Linked DNA regions of Homo sapiens: region 2 is linked to region 1. Evidence: chromatin contacts called from ENCODE Hi-C or POLR2A ChIA-PET data. All regions are on one chromosome and are shown on one strand. The core of a region is the stretch at or near the end of the contact, and the rest is flanking DNA. Distances in the headings are between cores, read along the strand shown. Region 1 holds the start of USF3 (upstream transcription factor family member 3). Region 2 overlaps CCDC191 (coiled-coil domain containing 191).

Evidence for each region. Hi-C counts contacts between places; a loop is a spot of excess contacts on that map. ChIA-PET counts read pairs that join two places held with the same protein, here RNA polymerase II (POLR2A). Pooled maps may share reads with other maps.
Region 2: a pooled map shows a loop between it and region 1 (8-fold over the local background). The contact joins the enhancer-like site here to the promoter of USF3 in region 1. A Hi-C loop is called at or near these places in 2 of 50 pooled maps. POLR2A ChIA-PET finds 5 or more read pairs at or near these places in 2 of 52 experiments (B cell and WTC11).

The regions. Positions count from the first base shown.
Region 1 is chr3:113,693,522-113,701,361 of GRCh38, reverse strand. USF3 (upstream transcription factor family member 3) reads left to right here and starts at 4,720. Exons shown (of 7, transcript NM_001009899.4): 1 at 4,720-4,992. RefSeq lists silencers at 4,510-4,979, 5,000-5,389.
Region 2 is chr3:114,002,775-114,010,614 of GRCh38, reverse strand. CCDC191 (coiled-coil domain containing 191) reads left to right here. Exons shown (of 17, transcript NM_020817.2): 10 at 4,653-5,107; 11 at 5,869-5,978. All of the region lies in intron 1 of LOC105374048 (a long non-coding RNA gene), which reads right to left. Among named protein-coding and RNA genes, the nearest start is that of CCDC191, 50 kb to the left of the region's middle. RefSeq lists enhancers at 4,831-4,880, 5,111-5,240. Within about 2 kb of position 5,079, at least 3 of the 41 ENCODE cell types and tissues checked have a DNase peak (open chromatin) inside an H3K27ac peak, as active enhancers do; they include B cell, where a contact is called at or near this core.

The sequences.
Region 1 (7,840 bases), core at 3,471-5,970:
GATCATGGCTCATTGTAACCTTGACCTCAGTCTCAAGTGATCTTCTCGCCTCATTTTTTTATTTGTTAATTTTTCTGTAGCAATGAGGTCTCACTGTGTTGCCTAGTCTGGTCTCAAAGTCCTGGGCTCAAGCAATCCACAGGCATGAGCCACAGTGCCTGGCCCAGCGTAACTTTTATATGCACTTGGAAACCAAAAATGTGTGTGACTTGCTTTTTTGTAATATTCTCTTTATAGTGGTGGTCTGAAATCCAACCCAAAATATCCCTAAGGTATGCCTGTATTTTGTTTTATTATTTTTTTTTTATTGACATTCTTAAGCAAATAAAAAGCAAGTTACTGACTGGGTGAAAGTATTTGCACAACACATATCTGAGAGAGAACTTTTATCCAAAGCACCTAAATATTTTTTACAATTCAGTAAGACAAACATATTGATTTTTAAATGGGCGAATTGTTATTATTTTTTCAGATGGAGTTTTGCTCTTGTTGCCCAGGCTGGAGTGCAATGGTGCGGTCTCAGCTCACTGCAATCTCTGCCTCCCAGGTTCAAGCAATTCTCCTGCCTCAGCCTCTTAAGTAGCTGGAATTACAGGCCCCTGCCACCATGCCTGGCAAATTTTTGTATTTTAAGTAGGCATGGGGTTTCACCATGTTGGCCAGGCTGGTCTCGAACTCCTGACCTCAGGTGATCCGCCTGCCTTGGCCTCCCAAAGTGCTAGGATTACAGGTGTGAGCCACCCCGCCCAGCCAAGAAATGGAAATTAAAATCACAATGAGATACCATTTACACTCACTATAATGGCTAGAATTAAAAAAAAGAGTGACAATATCAAGTGTTGGCCATGCTGCGGAATATCTGGAGCCCATGTATATTGCCACTGGGAATGTGGAAACAAATATTATGACCGCATTGGGTAAAAGTTGGGCAGTTTCTTTGGGAAATATGGAAGGTAGGCTTCAAGAGCTGGCCATTTAGGCCGGGAGCGGTTGCTTACGCCTATAATTCTAGTCGTTTGGGAGGGCAGAAGAGAGGACCCCTTTAGGCCAGGAGTTCAAGACCAGTCTGTGGAACATAGTGAGACCTGGTCTCTACAATTTTTTTTTTTTTTTTTAAATTAGCCAGGTGTGGTGGCAAGTGCCTGTAGTCCTAGCTACTTGGGAGGCTGAGGCAGATTCCTTGAGCCCAAGAGTTGAGGTTGCAGTGAGCTATGATCATGCCATTGCACTTCAGCCTGGGCAACAGGGTGAGACCCTATCTCTAAAAAAATAATTAAAAAAAGAGAGCTGGCCATTCACTTATTCTATTCAGAAAGCAAAAGAATGGCTTCTAAAGAGAAAATACAAGCCTAACACTTTGACAGAGAAGTGAGAGTTAAAAAGTGACCGGGCGCCGTGGCTCACGCCTGTAATCCCAGCACTTTAGGAGGCCGAGGTGGGCAGATCACGAGGTCAGGAGTTTGAGACCAACCTGACCATTATGGTGAAACCCTGTCTCTAATAAATAATACAACGACGAAAAATTAGCTGGGTGTGGTGGCGCACGCCTGTAGTCCCAGCTATTCGGGAGGCTGAGGCAGGAGAATCGCTGGAACCTCGGAGCTGGAGGTTGCAGTGGGCCGAGATCGTGCCACTGCACTCCAGCCTGGGTGAGAGCGAGACTCCATTAAAAAAAAAAAAAAGGCCGGGCGCTGTGGCTCACGTCTGAAATCAGCACTTTGGGAGGCCAAGGCAGGCGGATTGCCTGAGGTCAGGAGTTCGAGACGAGTCTGGCCAACATGGTGAAACCCCATCTCTACTAAAAATACAAAAAAATTAGCCGGGCGTGGCAGCGTGCTCCTGTAATCCCAGCTACTCAGGAGGCTGAAGCGGGAGAATCGCTTGAATCCGGGAGGCAGAAGTTGCAGTGAGTCGCCTGGGCGACAGAGCAAGACTCCGTCTCAAAAAACAAACACACAAGAAAAACTAAAAAAACCCAGCAAGCTACAGGAGTCGAGTGGTTCCGAAAGAGAATCAGAGGGCAAGAAAAGAAGACGGGGTGAAGAAGACAGGAAAAGGTGAAGGAGGCGGGCAAAGGTCACCTGGTGTAAACTTGGCTGCCCAGCTCTTTATGCACTCAGGGCAGCATGGGAGCCCTGTCGCCCCGCGCGCATCTACGGGCCTGGCAGCCGGGGACGCGGGGCAGGCGGGGAAAAGAGGGGTGCGCACCCCGCGGGCGCTGGCACCCCCCAGGTACCGCACACAGTAGTCCCTAGGAAGGAGGCTCACTTTGCGCGTTCTTGCCTCCTGGAGCAGGATGGGGGTGGGTGGAGCTGAGGCCGGGGCCTCCCCGCAGCTCTGGCCGCCGCCCCAGGCTTTCAGTAGCCTCCTCCCGCAGTCACTCATCTCCAGTAGTAGGAAAAAACGGAGGTCTTGATATGAAACTGGGGATGCAAGGAAGTACTTATATATCATGCAAATAGTCTTTCAGCACCATTGAAAAGTCTCAAGAATGTGGGTGAAAATCAGATTCACTCTGTCCACTTGAAAAAAATGAACTAACAGCCCTATAGACCAGTTTCACTTGGCCAGTATATTTTACCACCAATATAGGTCACTGTAAGCACTGCCAGCTAGTTTGAAAATAGGACTGGTGTGATTATCTGAAACTGATGTTGAATGGGTAAAGCCAAAAAAAAAAAAGATCTCTGGGCTTCAGCCCAGGAGTTGAAGATCAGCCTGGGCAACATAATGTGACCCCCATCTCTATCCAAAAGAAAAAAATAATTGCCGGGCATGTGGTTCCAGCTACTTGGGAGGCTGAGGTGGGAGGATCGCTTGAGTTTGGGAGGTGGAGGCTGCAGTGAGCTGTTACAGTGCCACTGACCTTCAGCCTTGGCAACAGAGGGAGACCCTGTCGCAGGAAAAAAGAAAAGAAAGAAAACAAAGGAAAGGAAAGGAAAACAAAGGAAAGGAAAGGAAAGGGAAAGGGAAGAAAAGGAAAAGAAAAAGAAAAGAAAAGAGAAAAATCCCTGTTTGGGATTTAGGCTACACTTAGGTAATAAGGATTAATTTAAAAAGCTAATATTCTGATCTTTATCAAACGGAAATTGTTCTTCTTTTCTACGTCTATATCGTGCCAGAAATATATTAATGTGTATTTTTTAAAGGTGATCTAAAGGAATGGTTAAATTCTGTTTCATGAATCATCAAAACTATTTGTTTTTACTTTAGAATTGATGCATTGCAGTTGTTTAGGAAATCATGCACACCCTGGATATGATATTTGTTAACGAGAAATACCTTGTATTCTGAACACACTGGAAATTGTTTCCTATGGCTGAGCATACCAATACTATACAATTTTATGGTGATGTTATTAGCATTGCTATTATGGCTCTGACTCGTAGAATCTTTCTTATCTGCAGTTTTGATTTGGATGTGCCAAGTCTGTTCAAAGGCTAATTAGAACTTCGTGTGCCTAGATGGATGAGTTAAAGAAAATTTCTAGCCTGTTTATTAGTACCACAGTTTATAAGCAACATTACAGGCCTTCCGTTTCATCATAGCTTTTCAATCTGCTGTACAAACATAAGACTCCGTTACTGTTAGCCTTTACCCTTTTGCTCAATGCGATGTCTGCTGCTTCTGTATACAGGCTCAAGTAATTCCCATTATGCCATGCCCTGTGTGCACCTTCTGGAAGTTAGCCCACGGACATCTAAGATCTGGGATATTTCCAAATCTGGTTGTGGAAGGGCTTGGAAATCTATAACCGCAACTAGGTGGAGGACACCTGTTTCAGCAGGAGGTTATAAAATATGAAGCGAAACTAGGAAGAGGGAGTTGTGATCACGGTTCCAAGGGCTCCACACAGATCCTGGAGTTAAGGGGCACTCAGGTCTCCATTTCGTGACCCCTGGCCCTACCTCTCCTAGATCCAGGTATTTAGTAACCCAGGCTTGAGATCTCAAACCCCATCCCCCAATGCCAAACTCCCTTGTCCCAGCTGGGAGGCCCCCAGGGCATTTCTGAACATGGCCATCTCCAATTCACAGAAATCTGTGTGTTGTTGCAAATAAAGGATGACAAGAGACCACAGCCTACGAATGCGAGCAGCGTCAAGTCAGCAACAATCTTCCAGTTATCGAGAAGTCGGAAACGTCTGATTCTTTCTTCTCCACATTTACTAAGACGTATCTTCTCACCTTCCTGCCCTCCACGTTAAGAGGGGCTAACTATTCCGAAAGACTTCCGTGCCCTCTTCCTTTTCAATTTTTCCACTTCCAAACTCCTACCGAAAGACGAAGAAAAGAGACCACAGAAGAAGATACAAAGAAGTTTCTTAAAACACCTTCTTTTCTAGGTTCTCAAGGCGTCCCCTTTAAGGAACCAGGCCCACCTCTTTCCCATTCACCTACTGGCTTTCCTTCCTGTCCGTCACTCTACCTTTAAGAATATTTCCTGTTTCTTCAACCCAACTTGCACACCTCCGCCCCCCGGCCCTCCTCATTGGGCCGCCCGATCCCCGTTCACTCCTTGGTTTCCTCTCCGCCTCCTCCCGCCCTCTAGCGTAGTGCAACGGCATTCTGTCTTCTTATTGGCTACCACGGCAGCGTTCCCGCAGCCTGATTGGCGGGTTGAGTGAAAGAGGCGGGAACGCGGCGCGCCCAGGGTAGGCTGTTCGCTTGCTGAGCTGCGGCCGCGGGAGGGGCGGGGAGGGGCGGGGGGAGGGGGGCTGGGAAAGTTGAGGCCGCGCTGCCGCCGGGTCTCCGGCCTTGAGGGCTCGGGCTCGCAGCGGCTGCGGTGGCCGCAAAAAGAGGCGGCGGGGGCGGGGGGAGAGGAGGGCCTGGGCCCGCGCTCCCCCAGCCCCGGAGGAGCAGGCGGTGGCCGCGGACGGAGAGATTCGCCCAGACGGTCAGACACTCCTGCCTTCCCCTCCTGGGATCATGACCCAGGCGGGGGTCGCCGCCGTCGCCGCCGCCACCGCGGCCGAGACCGCGCAGCCGGCGGGTAAGTGACTGCGGGAGGGGGCCGCTGACAGCCGGGGCGGGGGGCGGGGGCCAGGGCTGCGGGGGCGGCTCCGGAGGGCGGCCCCGGGCTCAGCTCCACCCACCCCCTTCCTGCTCCGGGAGGCCAGGGCTGCGCTAAGTGCGCCTCCTTCCTGGGGACCCTTGCGTGCGGCACCTGGTGGGGCGTCAGCGCCCGCGGCGAGCGCACCCCTCATCTCCCGCCCGCCCTGCGTCCCCGGCTGCCAGGCCCGTGGGGGGCTCGCACTGCGCCCCAGCTCCTAGATGCGCGCGGGGCGAGAGGGGCCCCACGCTGCCCTGGGTGCATAAAGAGCTGGGCAGCCAGGTTCACACCAGATGGCCTTTGCCCGCCTCCTTCACCTTTTCCTGTCTTCTTCATTCCCCTTCTTTCCTTGCCCTCTGAATTTCTTTCGTACCCGTTCGTCAGACTCATGTGGCTTGCTTTTTCCCTCTCACCCCTCTGTCGAAGTGTTAGGCTTGTGTTTTCTTTTTAGAAGCCGTTCTTTTGCTTTCTGAGTAGAAGCAGTGCAAGTGAATGACCAACTCTTGAAATCTACTTTCATGTATCCGGATGAAATATAAGATTCCTGGACTCTTGTTCATGTTTACAATTTTGATAGTTGAATTCACCCCACTCGTTCTTGAAGCTTGTCCTCCCAACCCTCCTCGTTACATTGGGATATGGTCCTTTGCGTTTATTAACTTTATCTGGAAATATGAGACTGCATAAACCAAAGTGCAGAATTTCAACTTCCGTTCTTGTAACATTTTTACCATCAAGTAGATACAGTAACCTAACACCACACAGATCAAGACAGTCGTGGCCAACTGTGTAGGCAAAGAAGACATTTCCTTACCTATAAACAACGTACAGATTTCTTGAATAAATCTTACGGTGAGTTACATGGATCCTGAAACATATTCCCAGGTTTGCTCTTTTGTAAAGAAAACCAAACAGACAAACCTGCCTTTTGAAGGATCAACAGGCTGTCCTACTCTCCATTCACCTTGATGACTTTTTTCTCTCCCATAGAACTCTTGTTTAACATAGTACAGAGTTGCTGTTTGGGATACATGTGTTGTTTCTCTTTAAGTACTCAAAGTATTTGTTACAAAAGAAGTAAAATACATTGTAATTGCACTTCTGAAAGCAGAAGTAGTGTAATGTATCCATGCAAGAATGAATGCTTAATCCTAAAGCAGTTTTGCTTTAGCCTAAGCCAAGCTTTTCCAACCCCCGTCCAAGGACGGCTTTTAATGCGGCCCAAGACAAGAAGACAAGTTCGTAAACTTTCTTTTATTTTTTTTGAGACAGAGTCTCACTCTGTCGCCCAGGCTGGAATGCAGTGGTGTTATCTCAGTTCACTGCAACCTCCGCCTCCTGGGTTCAAGCAATTCTCCTGCATCAGCCTCCTGAGTAGCTGGGATTACAGGTGCATGCCACCAGCCCAGCTAATTTTTATTTCTTTAAGTAGAGACAGGGTTTCTCCATGTTGGCCAGGCTGGTCTTGCACTCCTGACCTCAGGTGATCCGCCTGCCTCTGTTTCCGAAAGTGCTGGGATTACAGGCATGAGCCGCTGCGCCCGGCCTCAAATTTGTAAACTTTTTAAAACATTATGAGATGTTTGTGTGTGATATTTATTTACTTATTTATTTAAGCTCATCAGCTATCGTTAGTGTTAGTGTATTTGATGGGTGGCCCAAGACATTTCTTCTTCCTGTGTGCCCCAGGGAGGTCAAAAGATTGGACACTCCTGGTCTAAGCTAAAAGACTTAGGTGTACATAGGTATTGGGATCTCCCTGTATTTAGGAGTTTTGCAAAATCTGGATGCAGCCTAGAACATTCGCTGATATAAAAGGAGTGCATTGCAGGGATGTAAGAGCAGCTTAGAATTGAAGTACTTATCTTCTAGGTTAGTCGTCTATGGAACATCGTGGAAGTAAAATTCTAAGGTTGTAGACCTTACACTCAATGAACCAGTCATGTATGAGAAATTGATGGGTACTTTTCCTATTTTCAGAGCTTAGCCTTGTCAACAAGGGAAAAGAAACACTAAGAAAACTGAGAATTTTTAACTCAGGTTAGAATACAAGCTTCAACAGGTAATCAGCTCAAGTTTGTTGCTTATAAACAGGGTCTTAAATCAAGCTTGAGCCTTAATCATATCTGTCATGCTTTACCTCTCTGTTCTCTAGTCCAGTAGTTCTCAATCCAGACTGTACATGAGCATCACCTTGTGTGTCTTTAAGTTTTAATGCCCAGGCCACTTCCCTCAGAAACTCTCTTATTTTTGATCTGGAGTAAAGCTCTGCCATGGGCATATTTTTTAAAGCTCTCCAGGTGATTCTGTTCAGTAGCCCTGGCTGAGAACTCCCATGAGACTACGTCCAAAAGCTAAGCTTGTGTTCTGGGCTTTCCTAAATCAGGCCTCACTCATGTGTCCAACTTTCCCCCCACTGCTTTTGCTACAGACGTTGACGTTGACCTTTCTCAGGATATGGACACCTTTCCTCTATTCCTCCCTACCGCCAATAATAGTTCTAATTACACTTTTATGAAAGTTTTCTGGATAGCTTACTCTAGTTCTTAGTGATCGACCCCCTTTGAACTTCTATGCTACATGGTTAAAAGATTCTCTTTAGGCTTACGGTATGTGGCAGTTTAAGTTCTATGTGTATGTGTTTCATTGTTCTCAAATGTTATGCTAAGGAATATTTTATTTTTCATCTCTTTCACAGTGGTTTTAAGTTGGATTGGTTTGGTTTGGAACCCTTCTGACTCTTCCTGCAACCATAGTTTTAGGTTTGATTTCATCTTAGGTATGTTAG
Region 2 (7,840 bases), core at 3,830-6,329, 310 kb before region 1:
AATCTTCTTTTTATAATCATATATAAACTTTGGCATCATTGGAAGTTAGTAGGGATTTAATATCGAAAGGGCATTTAAAACAACTAAGTAAAATATTCGTTTAGGAAAAGACAGGTAAAGCACTGTCTATAACTCTTGAACTCCCCTTTTTGATCATCAGACATTTCCTTTCTAAATGAGTTTGTGACTTACAAGAGGGGAAATTTAAAATTTTTCTTTTTCTAATAAGAAAAGTCATATGTACTAATTGTAGCAATTTGATAGAAGATCACAGAGAAAAACTCCTATAATTCTGTCATCTATAGATAATCACTAATAACATGTTAAAGTATAGCCATCTAGTCTTTAAGCATATGCAAATTTATCTCTTAATATTTTATTTAGCTTTTAAATTTTCTTTAGTCAGGCCATTGAGGAACTCGTCTGCCAAAATTCAGGAAAAGGAAGGCCATGTTTTTTTTTCCTTCTTAATACTAATACTTACTGTTCTTCTAAAAAAAAAATTACGTTTTCACAATATAACATGAGCATTTTCTGTCATTACATACACTTCTGCAATAGTAGTTCTCAACTGAGAGTATACCTCAGAATCACATCTACTAAAACAGAATTTTTGGGTGTGGGGCAGCTCTTTTTTTTTAAGTTCCGCAAGTGGACGTAATACATATCCCCTGTCTAAGGACTAGTATTCTGTGCCACCATTTTGTAATGGCTACATGATACTCTGTAATGAACCATAAGCTGGAATTTGTTTAGCTCCTGTATTACTGGAATTTAAGTTGTTTCCAGTTTGCCGCCATTGTGAACAATGCTTCAGTGAACATCCTAGTAGCTAAATCTGCACATATCCATAATGCTTTACTTAGGATAATACCTAAAAATGGAATGCATGTTCTATTTTCATCTTATTATTGCTTCAACATTTGTATCTCTTTGATTACTAGTAAGGTTAAACATTTTTATATTGAATATACACTTGTGCACCACATAGCAATGTTTTGGCGAATGACTGACCACATACACAGTGGTGGTCCCATAAGATTATAATGGAGCCAAAAAGTTCCTCTTGCTTAGTGACTTCTTGATGATCTTGACCCTGTGTAGTCCTTGGCTAATATGTGTGTTTGTATCTTAGTTTTTAACAAAAATGTGTTTTAAAATTTTTTTAAAAAACAACCTCTTTAAAAACAGGAAAAAAAAGCTTATGGAATAAGTATATAAAGAAGGAAAATATTTTTGTACAGCTGTGCAATGTTTGTGTTTTAAGCTGTTACTTTATAAAAGAGTCAAAAAGTTAATAATTTAAAAGTTTATAAAATAGAAAGTTACAGTAAGCTAGGATTAATTCATCACTGAAGAAAAAAAATTCTAATAAATTTAGTGTGGCCTAAGTATACAATGTCTATGAAGTCTGCACTAGTATATAATAATGTCCTAGGCCTTCACATTCACTCATCTAGAGCAACTTCCAGTCCTGCAAGTGCCATTCATGGTAAGTGCCCCCATACAGGTGTACCATTTTTTATCTTGTATACTGTTTTTACTGTACCTTTTCTATGTTTAGATATGCAAATACTTCCCATGTGTTACAGTTGCCTACAGTATTCCGTATAGTAACATCCTGCCCTGGTTGGTAGACTAGGGGCAATAGGCTATACCATATAGCCTAGATGCAGTAGACTATACCATCCTGGTTTGTGTAAGTACACTCTACAGTGTTTACACAACAAAATCACCTATTTCTCAGAACAAATCCCCATTATTCAGCAATGCATGACTGTATATATATCTATATATGGATGTAGTAAGATACAGATATATAGTGACTTGTCTCTTCATGCCCTTTGTCCATTTTTCTATTTGATATCTTTTTCTTATTTATAAGAGTTCTTTATATTTTAAGACTATTGATGCTTTTATTATTATATATTGCAAACATTTTTTCCATTTTGTCATTTGTCTTTTTGGTTTAGTTATGGTGTTTGGTATTATACACAGTTGTTTAGTTTTTATAAAGTCAATCCTGTCGGCTTCTTCTTTTATCACTGCTCTTGTCATGTTTAGAAAACCTTGTGGAGAAGAGCTTCTACCCCCTCACCTCCACCCTCCACATAATGCTGTTAAGTACTTAATTCAGACATGTGAAATTAAATTGTGCACTAGAGGGTCCCCAGCCTTGCTTTTTACCCTGATTATTGCTAGCAAGTAGGCTAGTTTTAATTTAAGCTTATTCTCTGAGCAAGGGGGGATCAGGAAGATGCTTGTTGGGACTTATGTGTAACATTTTGGTCCCTTCCCCTAGGCAATGTATCTACCTTTATGGCAGATAATTTTGTCTCCATTGAGACCCAAGACAGACTTCTATCTTAAGAAAGAGCTGTATGGAACCTTTTACCTTACAAAGTGCCACTGTTCTTAAATGAAAAAAAAAAAAAAGTCAGCAGAAAGTATTTTTTACCTGTGCAAAACAGAAAAATTACTATATATATGTAGTAATTTATATATAGTAATATATATAGTAATTTATATATATAGTAATATATATAGTAATTTATATATATAGTAATATATATATAGTAATTTATATATATTTAGACTCAAGGGAACAAAAGACTCCAAATCTCTGAAATCAAGAACAAAAGACTTTATCAAGAAAGGACAGTATTGTTAAAAATGGAGCAAATGATAATAGAGGGCTACAATAGACCCTGTAGAGACTAAGTAAACTAATCTTTTTCCAGCGTGTACAGCAAAACATGACCAAGTGAAAATATAAAATCTTTAGTTAGATGCTCATTAATTATACAGTCATAGGAACTCATGTACTAAGAACACACAAACTGTACCTTGAATTTTTCCAAAATTATCAGTTAGCTAATAGGTGATTTTCTCTAATTAAGTCAGACCATTCACTCCTGCTCTATTAAGTACTATCTGTACCACTAAGCTTTTCCTTCATGTTCTTTATTTTCATGTTAAAAAGTTACCATGATCCAAAAGAAACCCTGTCGCTTTACTCAGGGCTTTGACACAGTCTTGCTAGGTTAATAAGGTGTCATTACCACCAAGTTTAAAAGAACCTAAAACATATACCCTGCTTGATATAAATTGCTTAAGCAGGTGTTCTCATGAATAAGTGTTCACTGACATTACTGAAATAAAAGGTTACTTTTAAAAGTGTTTAACATGTCAGAGTTTCCATATATCACATCTTTCATTTCAGTTGAGTCTATGGAAAGCATTTCTATAATCGTGAAAAATATTTTTGAGTCCCTAAGGATGGGGTCCTGTTAGAACAAGAAGCTTCTGATATTTAGATAGCTCATAGCATTTTTCTCTTTAAGCCATTGCAGATGGCAGAATCAAAAACTTAGACCTTAGAACATGGACTCAAACCATTCTAGAAGAGACACTTTAATATGACATTATTTTGGCCAAGATAGCTGTTTCTAAATAAAAATTCTTGTTTCCTTCCCCTCTGTATAGAACTTGTAATTGAGTATGGTACCTCAGTCTATTAAATGGGATTTATGTAATAAAGCTTTGAAAACTAGTGATATGCTAATACAAAATATTATTAGGTAACATTATTCTTATGTAATGCAGATATTTGCCCAGTGATCCTGAGCTTCCAAATATTTCCCACCCATAGATAGTTTGTAATGCAGATATTTGCCCAGTGATCCTGAGCTTCCAAATATTTCCCACCCATAGATAGTTCAGGAATAGCTGGAAACGGTTAGCTAGGCTTTAACGGGACCTTGATGCTGAAATAACTAAATATCCTATACTATGGCATATGATTAATTTACTAGTGTCAGGAGAGGCATTGAAAGAAAAGAGATATATTATTCATTTGTAAAGATATTCTTTGGTTTTCAGACATTCTCGAGAAAGAATATATCCTTTGCCACAACATCTTCAAATTTCCACTAAAATTCAGAGTCAATTTATGCATATTAAATTCATGTTTTTTATATATAAAATATATATATTTATATATATATATATATATATATATATATATCTGGAGTAACCTTGCCTAATTCACAAATGAACTGTCCAAATTAGAAATTTATAAGAGAAGATTTTTGCTATTACGAATGTCCTGGCCCATGGCAATGGTTCATACAGCTGTAGCCACTCTCCCAGTTTTCTTTTTTTTTGAGCCAGGGTCTCGCTGTGTTGCCCAGGCTGGAGTTCAGTAGCACAATCTCAGCCCACTGCAACCTCCACTTCCCAGGTTCAAGCGATTCTCCTGCATCAGCCTCCTGAGTAGCTGGGATTACAGGTGCGTACCACCATGCCTGGCCAACTTTTGTACCTTTAGTAGAGACAGGGTTTCACCATGTTGGCCAGGCTGATCTCAATCTCCTGACCTTAAGTCATCTGCCCATCTCGGCCTCCCAACGTGCTGGGATTACAGGCATGAGCCACCACAGCCGGCCACTCTCCCAGTTTTCATGGTGAGCAGCAATGCATGTTTTAAGAGTGGTGGCCTCTGAGGTAGCCAGGCCAGGAGCACAGACCACCTTTACCTGCAATACATGGCAGTTGTGCCATTAAACAAAACAATACTGACCTCATAAATGTTGGATTTCATCAGCACAGTCCTTTAAATAGTTGAGCTATAACATGTTTCTCTCTCTCAGGAGACTGCTGTGCCCCCTTTGTGGGAAAAGCCTCCCTTGGGAAGCAGTGGTTGTATGCTCAGTCCTCCCCTGGGAAGAACAACAACAGGCAACTTGCAGGGTTCCCTTCAGAATGTCTCTCTGAGTGCACCTGGCAATAAGCAGCACAAGACCCTGGGTGCTGAACCCTCTCAACAGCCTGGCAGCAACGAGACACTCAGAACTACCAGCCAGAAAGCAGAACCGCTTTGCTTGGGTCATTTCCACAACCGCCATGTCTTCCAGCAACAGCTGATTGAGAAGCAAAAGAAGAAACTTCAGGAACAGCAGAAAACAATTCTCGAGCTGAAGAAAAACCTGCAGCTGGCAGAGGCTCAGTGGGCAGCAGAGCATGCCTTAGCAGTCACAGAAGCACAGAGCCACCTGCTGTCAAAGCCCAGAGAAGAGGAACCAAGAACCTGCCAGATGCTTGTGAAGTATGTCTGTTCTATCAGAACTCGCTGGACTCATTTTAAGGGGTTTTTCACTTTGGGCTCCTGAGCTTCTTTGCCCTGCTTCTGAGCCCCATGATTGTTCCTTTTCCTTGATTTTGCACTCTCAAAGCAAAGAAGCCTAGTTATGACTAGTATATGACAGGCACAGATAGTCAAGGATGCCTGTAAGGATCCAGTTATACTGTTAGCATTTGGGTCACGGCTGCCTTTGAGGATCTCTGTTACTATGCCAGTTAAAGAGAAAAATGCTGTCTTGCTCTATTTCTGGGTTTCTAGCTATGTTAAGTGCTGAGAAGCCAAGTCAGACAACATCAGGTCCACATGGAGCAGCCCCTGGGCTGGCTTATTTCCTAGCTTAAATTTGTAGTTGTTAGGGATAAAACAAAACATCTTTGAGCCTCAAATAAGAGCCCAAGTTTCTCAAAAGCCACGTAAGATGGTTTCAGTTGTGCTTGAGACATACTCATTGCATGTGGTAAATGGTAGGATAAGATGTGGTGACACCTATGGATTTGAAGCATTAGGATGGGAGTCACAGTACCTGACTCACTGTGTAGACTCATGCCGATCACACAACCTTTCCATACCTCATTACACATATTTATGGAGTGGATATAATATGTAGTTATCTCAGAGAGTAGGGATTCATTAAGGTCTGTAAAAGGCTTTGAGCATCTCAGGTCAAAGGAGTTTGAAGGAAACTGGTTAGTAGTCTAAATTCCTTTCCTTTATTTTTTCCCTAGTTCACCTGTTGCTTCCCCTGGGACTGAAGGCAGAAGTGACTCCCGAAATTCTCTTTCTGGACTCAGAAGGAAACCAAAGCAATTGATGACACCGCATCCCATACTAAAAGGCAGGGCTGTCTCGGTGGTGGCCTTGGTGGTTGTTATCTTCTCTCCTAGAGTAGAATGTGTACACTGGGACTGAATTCTGGCAACTCTTGAGGTTTTGAGACTTGGCAGAACCTGACATCAAAAATCTCAGAATGGTAGACATGTGAGGAGTGGAGTACACCAGAGAGCCCCACTACTTTTTTCCTGCCCCTTTTGCCAACCTTTTTGGCATTCCCAGCCAACACACACACAAAAAAACATAGCTGAAAGGTATATCATTTTTCTGTAATTTGAGATTTGGATTGTGAAAAAAAAAGGAATAATTACACAAATGAGAAAACTCTGAGTAACTGCCAAGGACAAACACTGATAAAGGACACCTGTCATTGTACTTTGTTAATGTTCAAATTTGATCAGTTTACAGTAATCCAAGATAAGTTATTATTTTATAATATTATAACTTGTTGATAGGATTTTAGTAATAAAACCTACAAACCAGATATGTTAATTTGATAACATTTTTGATGCATCTAGAAACATTTATTTATTTGGTACAGGCAGGGTCTTCCTGTGTTGCCCAGGCTGGTCTCAAACTCCTGGCCTCAAGGAGTCCTCCCACCTCAACATCCCTAGGTGTTGGGATTATAGGCATGAACCACTGCACCTGGCCAGAAACCCTTATTTAAACTAAACTATACGAATAGAAGCATTCTTCAGAACCCACCTAGTGAATCTGCTAATTGTTTTTACTATATGCTTAGTCCTTCACTGTACTTATGTTTGCATGTGGTGGTTGGCACTTTGACAATTATATTGTGGTTTGTAAATTTGATTTTTTACCTGTGACAAGATTGCTGGTTTAACAAGAAGTAATTACAAATGAAAGACACTGTGCCTGCAGTCAATTCCTATTAATGAAGAAATTGGCAGTCTTTGCATTAACTATCTGCCAGGACAGCAATTTATGCTGTCTTTGCCTATCATTAAGCTTGGTCAGTAAATACCCAGTTAAGTATGATTATTTTTTTAAAATTATTGTTTGGTCAAGGAGTTAGCTATTTTAGAAGCCCAGTCTACTTTCAAGTAGTCTTTTGATGATTAGATCTAGAAAAGATGGGCAAAGGGCATATTACCAGAGACTCTGCTTCTTAGGGGTCTCTTACTTTAATCCCCTAGTCTATTTCTGCCTTCTTAGAGACAATTTCACTCTCGCCATCTGTGGCACTACCATTCTTTTTCAGCAAAGCAGACACTTAATAACTGTAAGAAATAGCCTGGTGAGTTTTTTGTTTATTAATTCTTAAAACTTGGACTTAAATTCTTTTCTCTAAAATATGGCACAAGGAACTGAAAGTAACTATTGGCTGGCTTAGGTGAGCAGAACTTGATACTCCTCCCATCCATGCCCCTCTTCCTATGAAAGCCCCAACTGATTATAGAGTCATATTATCAGACCATCTTGCACATTTGTTTCTTTTGGATCGATATTTAATAGCCTGTCAAGAACAGGAGTCTGACACTCAAATTCATTCAGATGCCAGTTCTCCAAATGCCTGGTACAATTCCATTTCCTGCCCATCTGTATATCCAGGCCTTAAAACTAGATTCAAATATATTCATCGTGACCCCAAACTTTAGTTTGTTTGTTGTTATTCTTATATATACAGACATATGTACAGTGACTTAAGAAAAATTAGCAGATTCAATAGGATTTGAGGAACGATTCTACTCTCAAAGTACTTGTTAGATGTAATTAAAGTTTTCTGCATTCATCAAACATATAATCAAATTAGAATTCTGGTTTCTGGGTTTCATATACTAAAAGTATCATCAAGGCACATTATAAATCAGTAAACAATTATTTTAATAAAAATGTAAACAA